Linked DNA regions of Homo sapiens: regions 1 and 3 are each linked to region 2. A link is an interaction called in ENCODE POLR2A ChIA-PET data of the cell type or tissue named here. Cell type or tissue: OCI-LY7. All regions are shown on one strand.

Region 1 (2,500 bases), 290 kb after region 2:
TCTGTGAGTTCCCTTTTATATAGGTTACAAAACAAATTCAGAGTGTTAAGTACCTTGCCTAAGCAAGTGACAGAGCTAGGATTTGAACCTAGACTTGTCCTATTAATCTCTATGCTATACTTCTGTAAGAAGCTCCTGAATTGGAAAATTGGGCTGTGTTCAGGGGATATACCATTATATTAGTTTTACTGAGTATAGATTATTTGTGGTGTGGACTGTTAAGAACCACGCTTGGATAGACTGGTTTTGTAAAGTGCCTCAGTAATATAATGAAGATTTTGGATTCATTTGTATAGAAAGAGAGTTTTTCCCCCCCTCCTCAACCCTGTGATTACCTGGAAAGAAAAGAGAGGTTTTGTTTTTGTTTTTGTTTTTTGAGACAGGGTCTTGCTCTGTCACCCTGGCTGGAGTGCAGTGCCCTGGTCATGACTCACTGCAGCATCAACCTCCTGGGCCCAAGTGATCCTCCCACCTCAGCCTCCCAAGTAACTGAGACCACCAACATGCATCACCTTGCCTGGCTAATTTTTTTTGTAGAGATGTCTGTGGGAGGGGGGGGTCTCCCTATGTTGCCTAGGCTGGTCTTGAACTCCTGGGCTCAAGTGGTCCTCCTGCCTTGGCCTCCCAAAATGCTGGGATTACAGGCATGAGCCACGGCATCTGGCTGAGAAAAGAGAGTTTTTATATACGTGTGTGTGTTTGTGTGTGTGTGTGTGTGTGAATATGTTTGTATATATATTTACACGTACACATAAACATCCACATGGACCTTAACCGGGGAATGAGATAATGAAAACAGTATTTCAGGGAATTATTCTAGCAAAGTGTGTCCAGGATTATTAGGATGAAGGAAGAGTTAAGAAGATCAGTTAGAGATTTTTTGCTGTAATCACTAACCAGAGAGGGTAAAAATAGGTGGTGGCAGAGGGAAAGAAAGAAAATGAGCCAAGATATCTTGCAAAGCAAACATTGACAGAGCGTAGTGAAAATTCAAATTTTGAGTCAGAATAACAGATAATTATGATGGAATGAATAGGGAAATCTGAAAAGCAAGGAAGATTGGGAGGAAAGATGTTGAGTTCAATTTGGCATACGTTGAGTTTAATGTGTCTGTAGGTCATCCAGGTAGAGAGGGCCCAGGCAGTTGAAAAGGGGGCTGGAGAAAAAGATTACAGGAATGGTAAAGTATAGAAGAGTCTCTAACTCCTGGGCTCGAGTGATCCTTCCACCTCAGCCTCCCAAAGTGCCAGGATTACAGGCATGAGCAACCACTCCTGGCTGGGACTAATCATTCTTTGAAGCCAATTACTCTGGATATGGTATAACCCATATATAGAAACTAGGCCAATTGCAAATTCAGATGGAACCTCTTTAGATGTAGTTAGAAACTTGATTTGGAGCTTAGAACTAGTCACTTTAATAATTAATTATTTTATTGAGTCCAAAACCCTGTTAACAAAGGATTCTGCTTTTGAATTAGTGAAAGTTTAATTTCAGTTTTATCAGGTTAGAATTAAAGAATTTAACTTAGCGGCAATTTATCTGTGCTCATGAAAGATGTGTCTTATAAATTATATATACATGCTCAAATCAGAATGTAAAATCAATATTATAAGTGTCTTCTAGGCAATGTTAAAACATTTTCTTGAGGCCAAAGTGGGTGGGAGTGCGTGCTGCTGGGAGTTGCTTGGAGGTTGGCAGCGCGGGGCTGCAGGCTAGCAAACCGAGCGATCATGTCGCACAAACAAATTTACTATTCAGACAAATACGACGACGAGGAGTTTGAGTATCGACATGTCGTGCTGCCCAAGGACATAGCCAAGCTGGTCCGTAAAACCCATTTGATGTCTGAATCTGAATGGAGGAATCTTGGCGTTCAGCAGAGTCAGGGATGGGTCTATTATATGATCCATGAACCAGAACCTCACATATTGCTGTTCCGGTGCCCACTACCCAAGAAGCCAAAGAAATGAAGCTGGCAAGCTGCTTTTCAGCCTCAAGCTTTACACAGCTGTCCTTACTTCCTAACATCTTTCTGACAACATTTTTTGTTGCCTTCTTGTTTCTCACTTTCATATTTAGAAGATGTTCAATGTACTGTTTCAATGTGCTGGTAACTGCTTTGCTTCTTGGGTAGAGCCACCACCACCATAGCCCAGCCAGATGAGTGCTCTGTGGACCCACAGCCTCAGCTGAATATGACCCCAGAAGCCACGATGTTGTCTGTATCCAGAATACACTTGGCAGATGGAGGAAGCATCTGAGTTTGAGACTGTGGCTGTTACAGGGATCATGTAAACTTGCTGTTTTTGTTTTTTCCTGCCGGGTGTTGTATGTATGGCAACTTGAGAATTTATGTTTCAGTGTACTGGAAACTTTCCATTTTATTCAAGAAATCTGTTCATGTTAAAAGCCTTGATTAGAGAGGAAGTTTTTGTAATCTAAAAAAAAAAACAAACATTTTCTTAGCATTAGCTGAGAATTTCTTATGTTTTGCCTG
Region 2 (2,500 bases):
CACTTATTGACTTATGTATGTTAAACTGTCCCTACATCCCTGGTATGAAACCCACTTAATCATGGTGGATTATCTTTTTGATATGTTGTTGGATTCAGTTAGCTAGTATTTTGTTAAGGATTTTAGCATCTATGTTCATCAAGGATATCGGGCAGTAGTTTTCTTTTTTGCTTATGTCCTTTCCTGATTTGGGTATTAGGGTGATGTCGCCTTCATAGAATGAATTAGGGAGGGTTCCCTCTTTATCTCATAGAATAGCGTCAGAAGGATTGGTACCAATTCTTCTTTGAATGTCTGGTAGAATTCTGCTGTGAATCCATCTGGTCCCAGACTTTTTTTCGTTGGTTTTTTTTGAGACGGAGTCTCACTCTGTCGCCCAGGCTGGAGTGCAGTGGCGTGATCTCAGCGCACTGCAAGCTCTACCTCTCTTCACGCCATTCTGCCTCAGCCTCCTGAGTAGCTGGGACTACTGGTGCCCACCACCATGCCCAGCTAATCTTTTGTATTTTTAGTAGACAGGGTTTCACGGTGTTAGCCAGGATGGTCTCGATCTCCTAACCTCATGATCCGCCCACCTCAGCCTCCCAAAGCGCTGGGATTACAGGCGTGAGGCACCACGCCCGGCCTTTTGTTGGTAATTTTTTAATTCCCATTTCAATCTTGCTGCTTATTATTGGTCTGTTCAGGGTATCTAATTCTTCCTGATTTAAGCTAGGAGGGTTGTATTTTTCCAGGAATTTATCCATCTCTTCTAGGTTTTCTAGCTTGTGTAAAGGTGTTTGTAGTAGTCTTGAATGATCTTTTGTGTCTCAGTGGTGTCAGTTGTAATATGTCCCGTTTTGTTTCTTAATGAGGTTATTTGGATTTTCTCTCTTCTTGGTTAATCTTGCTAACGGTCTATCAATTTTATTTATCTTTTCAAAGAGCCAGCTTTTGGTTTCATGTATCTTTTGTATTTGTTTTTGTTTCAATTACATTTAGTTCTGCTTTGATCTTGGTTATTTCCTTTCTTCTGCTGGGTTTCGGTTTGGTTTGTTCTTGTTTCTCTAGTTCCTTGAGGTGTGACCTTAGAATGTCAGTTTGTGTTCTTTCAGTCTTTTTGATGTAGGCATTTAGGACTATGACCTTTCCTTTTAGCACTGCCTTTGCTGCAGCCCAGAGGTTTTGATAGGTTGTGTCATTATTGCCATTCAGTTTGAAGAATTTTTAAATTTCCATCTTGATTTCATTTTTGATCCAAGGATCATTCAGGAGCAGCTTATTTAATTTCCATGTATTGGCATGGTTTTGAAGGTTCCTTTTGGAGTTGATTTCCAGTTTATTCCACTATGGCCTGAGAGAGTGCTTGATATGATTTCAATTTTCTTAAATTTATTAAGGCTTGTTTTCTGGCTTATCACATGGTCTATCTTGGAGAAAGTTCCATGTGCTGTTGAATAGAATGTGTAATCTGCGGTTGTTGGATGAAATGCTCTGTATATTATCTGTTAAGTTCATTTGTTCCAAGGCATAGTTTAAATCCATTTTTTCTTTGTTGACTTTCTGTCTTGATGACCTGTCTAGTGCTGTCAGTGTAGTATTGAAGTCCTCCACTATTATTGTGTTGCTGTCTATCTCATTTCTTAGGTCTATTAGTAATTGTTTTATAAATTTGGGAGCTCCAGTGTTAGGTGCATAAATGTTTAGGATTGTGATATTTCTCGTTGGACAAGGCCTTTTATCATTATATAATGTCCTTTGTCTCTTTTAACTGCTTTTGCTTTAAAGTTTGTTTTTGTCTAATATAAAAATAGCTACCCCTGCTTGGTGTCCATTTGCACAAACTGCCTTTTTCCACTCCTTTACTTGATGTTTATGTGAGTCCTTATGTGTTAGGTGAGTCTCCTGAAGGCAGCAGATGGTTGGTGAGTTCTTATCCATTCTGCTATTCTGTATCTTTTAAGTGGAACATTTATGCCATTTACATTCGATGTTAGTATTGAGATTTGAGGTACCATTGCATTCATTGTGGTATTTGTTGCCTGTGTACCTTGTTTTTTTTGTTTTTGCTTTTTAAATTGTTTTTGTTTTATAGGTCCTTCATGATTTATGCTTTTAAGAGATTCTGTTTTTGATGTGTTTCCAGGATTTGTTTCAAGATTTAGAGCTCCTTTTCACAGTTTTTTTCTTTCTTTCTTTTTTTTTTTTTTTTTTTTTTTTGAGACGGAGTTTCGCTTTTTCGCCCAGGCTGGAGTGAAGTGGTGCAATCTCGTCTCACTGCACCCTCCGCCCCCCCAGGTTCAAGCAATTCTCCTGCCTCAGCCTCCCGAGTAGCTGGGATTACAGGCACCCACCACCACGTCCAGCTAATTTTTGTATTTTTAGTAGAGACAGGGTTTCACCATGTTGGCCAGGCTAGTCTCAAACTCCTGACCTCAGGTGATCCACCCGCCTCAGCCTCCCAAAGGGCTAGGATTACAGGCATGAGCCACTGCGCCCAGCCTAGCAGTTCTTGTAATGG
Region 3 (2,500 bases), 140 kb after region 2:
ATGAACCATATGAAAGTAAATGCCACCAGACGGTCCTGGCTTCATGAAGCTTATATTTTCAATCAGAAGGCAAGGCAAGAACAGGAAGCAGCTACAGAAACAGTATAGTTTTGGTTTCAGAAAGCCTACCTAGGGTCTATATCTGCATTTTTCAGAGTGGGAGGGGAGGGCTAGGTCATGTCGAAAAACAAAACAAGTTTACTTAACCTTACTGAAAATTGGTTCCTCATTTGTATGTAAAAAATTGAGCTAAATTCTACTGCCTAGAATTGAGATAATAAGACAGCATCCACAATACAACTTTGTAGAGCATCTTTTATTGAAGACTCTCATTAAAAGATATTAGTTTCCTACAATTAAAGTGGTGAACAAGGAAAGCACTCAGATGGTTCCACCTTTGTTTTTTTATCAGAATACCCAGCACAGGACCTTGCATTTAGCACACAAACACTGGCTGAAGAAGGAACAATTAGACAACATGAGACAGAATTCCTTTCAAAAAGTCATTCAGCCTACAAAGGCCACTGGAGTTAAAGGAAAGACTAGTATGAACTTGCTCAGTTTGAGAGTTTGAGACATGAACCCTTTGACAACAGAATATATTTATGTGCACATAAATTTGCCAAAGTCCTTTTATACACAACATCTCCTTTGAGCCCCACAATAATCCCCATTTTATAGATAAAGAAACTGAGGCTCAGCCAGGCATGGTGGCTCACACCTGTAATCCCAGCACTTTGAGAGGCTGAAGTGGGCGGATCGCCTGAGGTCAGGAGTTTGAGACCAGCCTGGCCAACAAGGCGGAACCCCATCTCTACTAAAAATACAAAAAAATTAGCCAGGCATGGTGGTGGGCACCTGTAATCCCAGCTGCTCGGTAGGCTGAGGCAAGAGAATCGCTTGAACCCAGGAGTTGGAGGTTGCAGTGAGCCAAGATTGCGCCACTGCACTCCAGCCTGGGTGACAGAGTGGGACTCCGTCTCAAAAAAAAAAAAAAAAAAGATAAGTTGTCCACGTAGCAAACAGCTCAAATTTTTTGTTTGCTTCACCCAGCCACAGTGGCTAAAGAGTGAAAATAATTCATGGCTGCGATCCTCACAATCTCTTCCCCAGGGTTCCTGTTAGGGCAAAGTGACTCACTGATGGCCACTCCTAAGCTCACACCTGCTTCTCTAAAGAAAAATGCCAAAAATCTGCCCTTTGATTGCTTCTACTGAAATTCAGAAAAATGAACACTCGGGCCTTTTAACCACCTGCTTCAGATATTTTAAAAGTGGAGCTTAAATTCTCTTTGCAATGTGGTTGCATGACTGAGATGTAGAGGAAGTGAGCAGAAGATATTTTCATTTCAAGGTTGATGACGTCCACATTTTAGTGAAGTTAACTAACCGTAACTAGAAAATAAAATTTTTCTGCAGAATTCTCTGGGGAAAACTCTTGACTGCTTTATTGTTTCAGTTCACTTTTTAAACACTGTACTGTGTTGCAGGCAGGGATAAAGTATTTCTCTCTTCCAGGGATTTCTACATTATTTACACATCAACTTTTATTACCACCATCACAAAAACCAGCAGGAACTCCGTAGTTCAATTTTTGCCCCCGTTCTGTTCACCCTTCGCAACTAGCTTCCCTTAGTAAAAGAGTTCAGCCCAAGTGGCTAATGGACTTGGCAAAGGTATGTAGAGTTAGCCCTCTCAACATTGCTGACAAGAATTTAAATCAGGGGGCAATGCTAGTGCCCTTGGACTCAGCATTTCTGCCCCCTGAAAGATATCTTACAGAAATATTCCCACAAATTCATAATAAAATGAGGTACTCAAAGGCTCACTGTAGCACAGTTCCCAACAACCATTAAAACAGGTAAGTTGGAGCAATATGCAAATACATGGGGGAAATGCCCAAAATATATTAAGTAAAAGAGAACAAGCAGAATTACATGTGCTATAATAATATTGCTAGTACACATATGGGGAAAAATGACAGAAGAATACACATCAAAATCTAACAGTTGATTATCTTTGTGGGTAGAATTAAAGAGGACTTTCCCTATACAGTCCATGTGTTTTTCTGTAATGAATTTTAATTAATCTTATGTTATTTCTTTCTTTTCTTTTTTTAAGACAAGGTCTCATGATCAGGGCTCACTGCAGCCTTGACCTCTGGGGCTTAAGGGATCCTCCTGCCTCAGCCGCACCCTTCCCCATAGCTGGGACACAGGTGTGCGCCACCACACCCAGCTAAAAAATACAAAAATATCTTCATATTTTTTGTAGAGACAGAGTTTCACCATGTTGCCCAGGCTGGTCTCAAAGTCCTGGACTCAAGCAATTCACCTGTCTCAGCCTCCCAAAGTGTTGGGATTACAAGCATAAGCCACTGCGCCCAGCCAATCTTATGTCAATTCTAGAATCAAAAAACAAATTTGAGATATATATTTAGGTACCTTTTCCCTTCGATTTGGGAACAGCTAATGTTCCTCCTGCATTGCTCCCTCTAGTAA

Evidence for each region. ChIA-PET counts read pairs that join two places held together with the same protein. Peaks named below come from ENCODE experiments on the same cell type or tissue, not always from the same donor. Only the 100,000 strongest peaks of a DNase experiment are listed, where the experiment ranks them.
Region 1: POLR2A ChIA-PET joins it to region 2 with 5 read pairs; 4 of 35 experiments call an interaction of 5 or more read pairs at or near these places.
Region 3: POLR2A ChIA-PET joins it to region 2 with 7 read pairs; 21 of 35 experiments call an interaction of 5 or more read pairs at or near these places.

What each region holds. Positions count from the first base shown.
Region 1 is chr11:83,207,666-83,210,165 of GRCh38, forward strand. The region is part of intron 3 of ANKRD42 (ankyrin repeat domain 42); the gene reads left to right. It also overlaps the pseudogene CKS1BP4. Among named protein-coding and RNA genes, the nearest start is that of ANKRD42, 15 kb to the left of the region's middle. In OCI-LY7, no CTCF peak of the experiment used is centred here; no DNase peak of the experiment used is centred here.
Region 2 is chr11:82,919,397-82,921,896 of GRCh38, forward strand. All of the region lies in intron 3 of DDIAS (DNA damage induced apoptosis suppressor), which reads left to right. Among named protein-coding and RNA genes, the nearest start is that of DDIAS, 19 kb to the left of the region's middle. In OCI-LY7, no CTCF peak of the experiment used is centred here; a DNase peak (open chromatin) is centred at 1,035; H3K4me3 peaks cover 935 bases; H3K27ac peaks cover 2,304 bases.
Region 3 is chr11:83,062,020-83,064,519 of GRCh38, forward strand. All of the region lies in intron 1 of RAB30 (RAB30, member RAS oncogene family), which reads right to left. Among named protein-coding and RNA genes, the nearest start is that of RAB30, 8.6 kb to the right of the region's middle. In OCI-LY7, no CTCF peak of the experiment used is centred here; DNase peaks (open chromatin) are centred at 52, 740, 1,352 and 2,192; H3K4me3 peaks cover 2,500 bases; H3K27ac peaks cover 2,500 bases.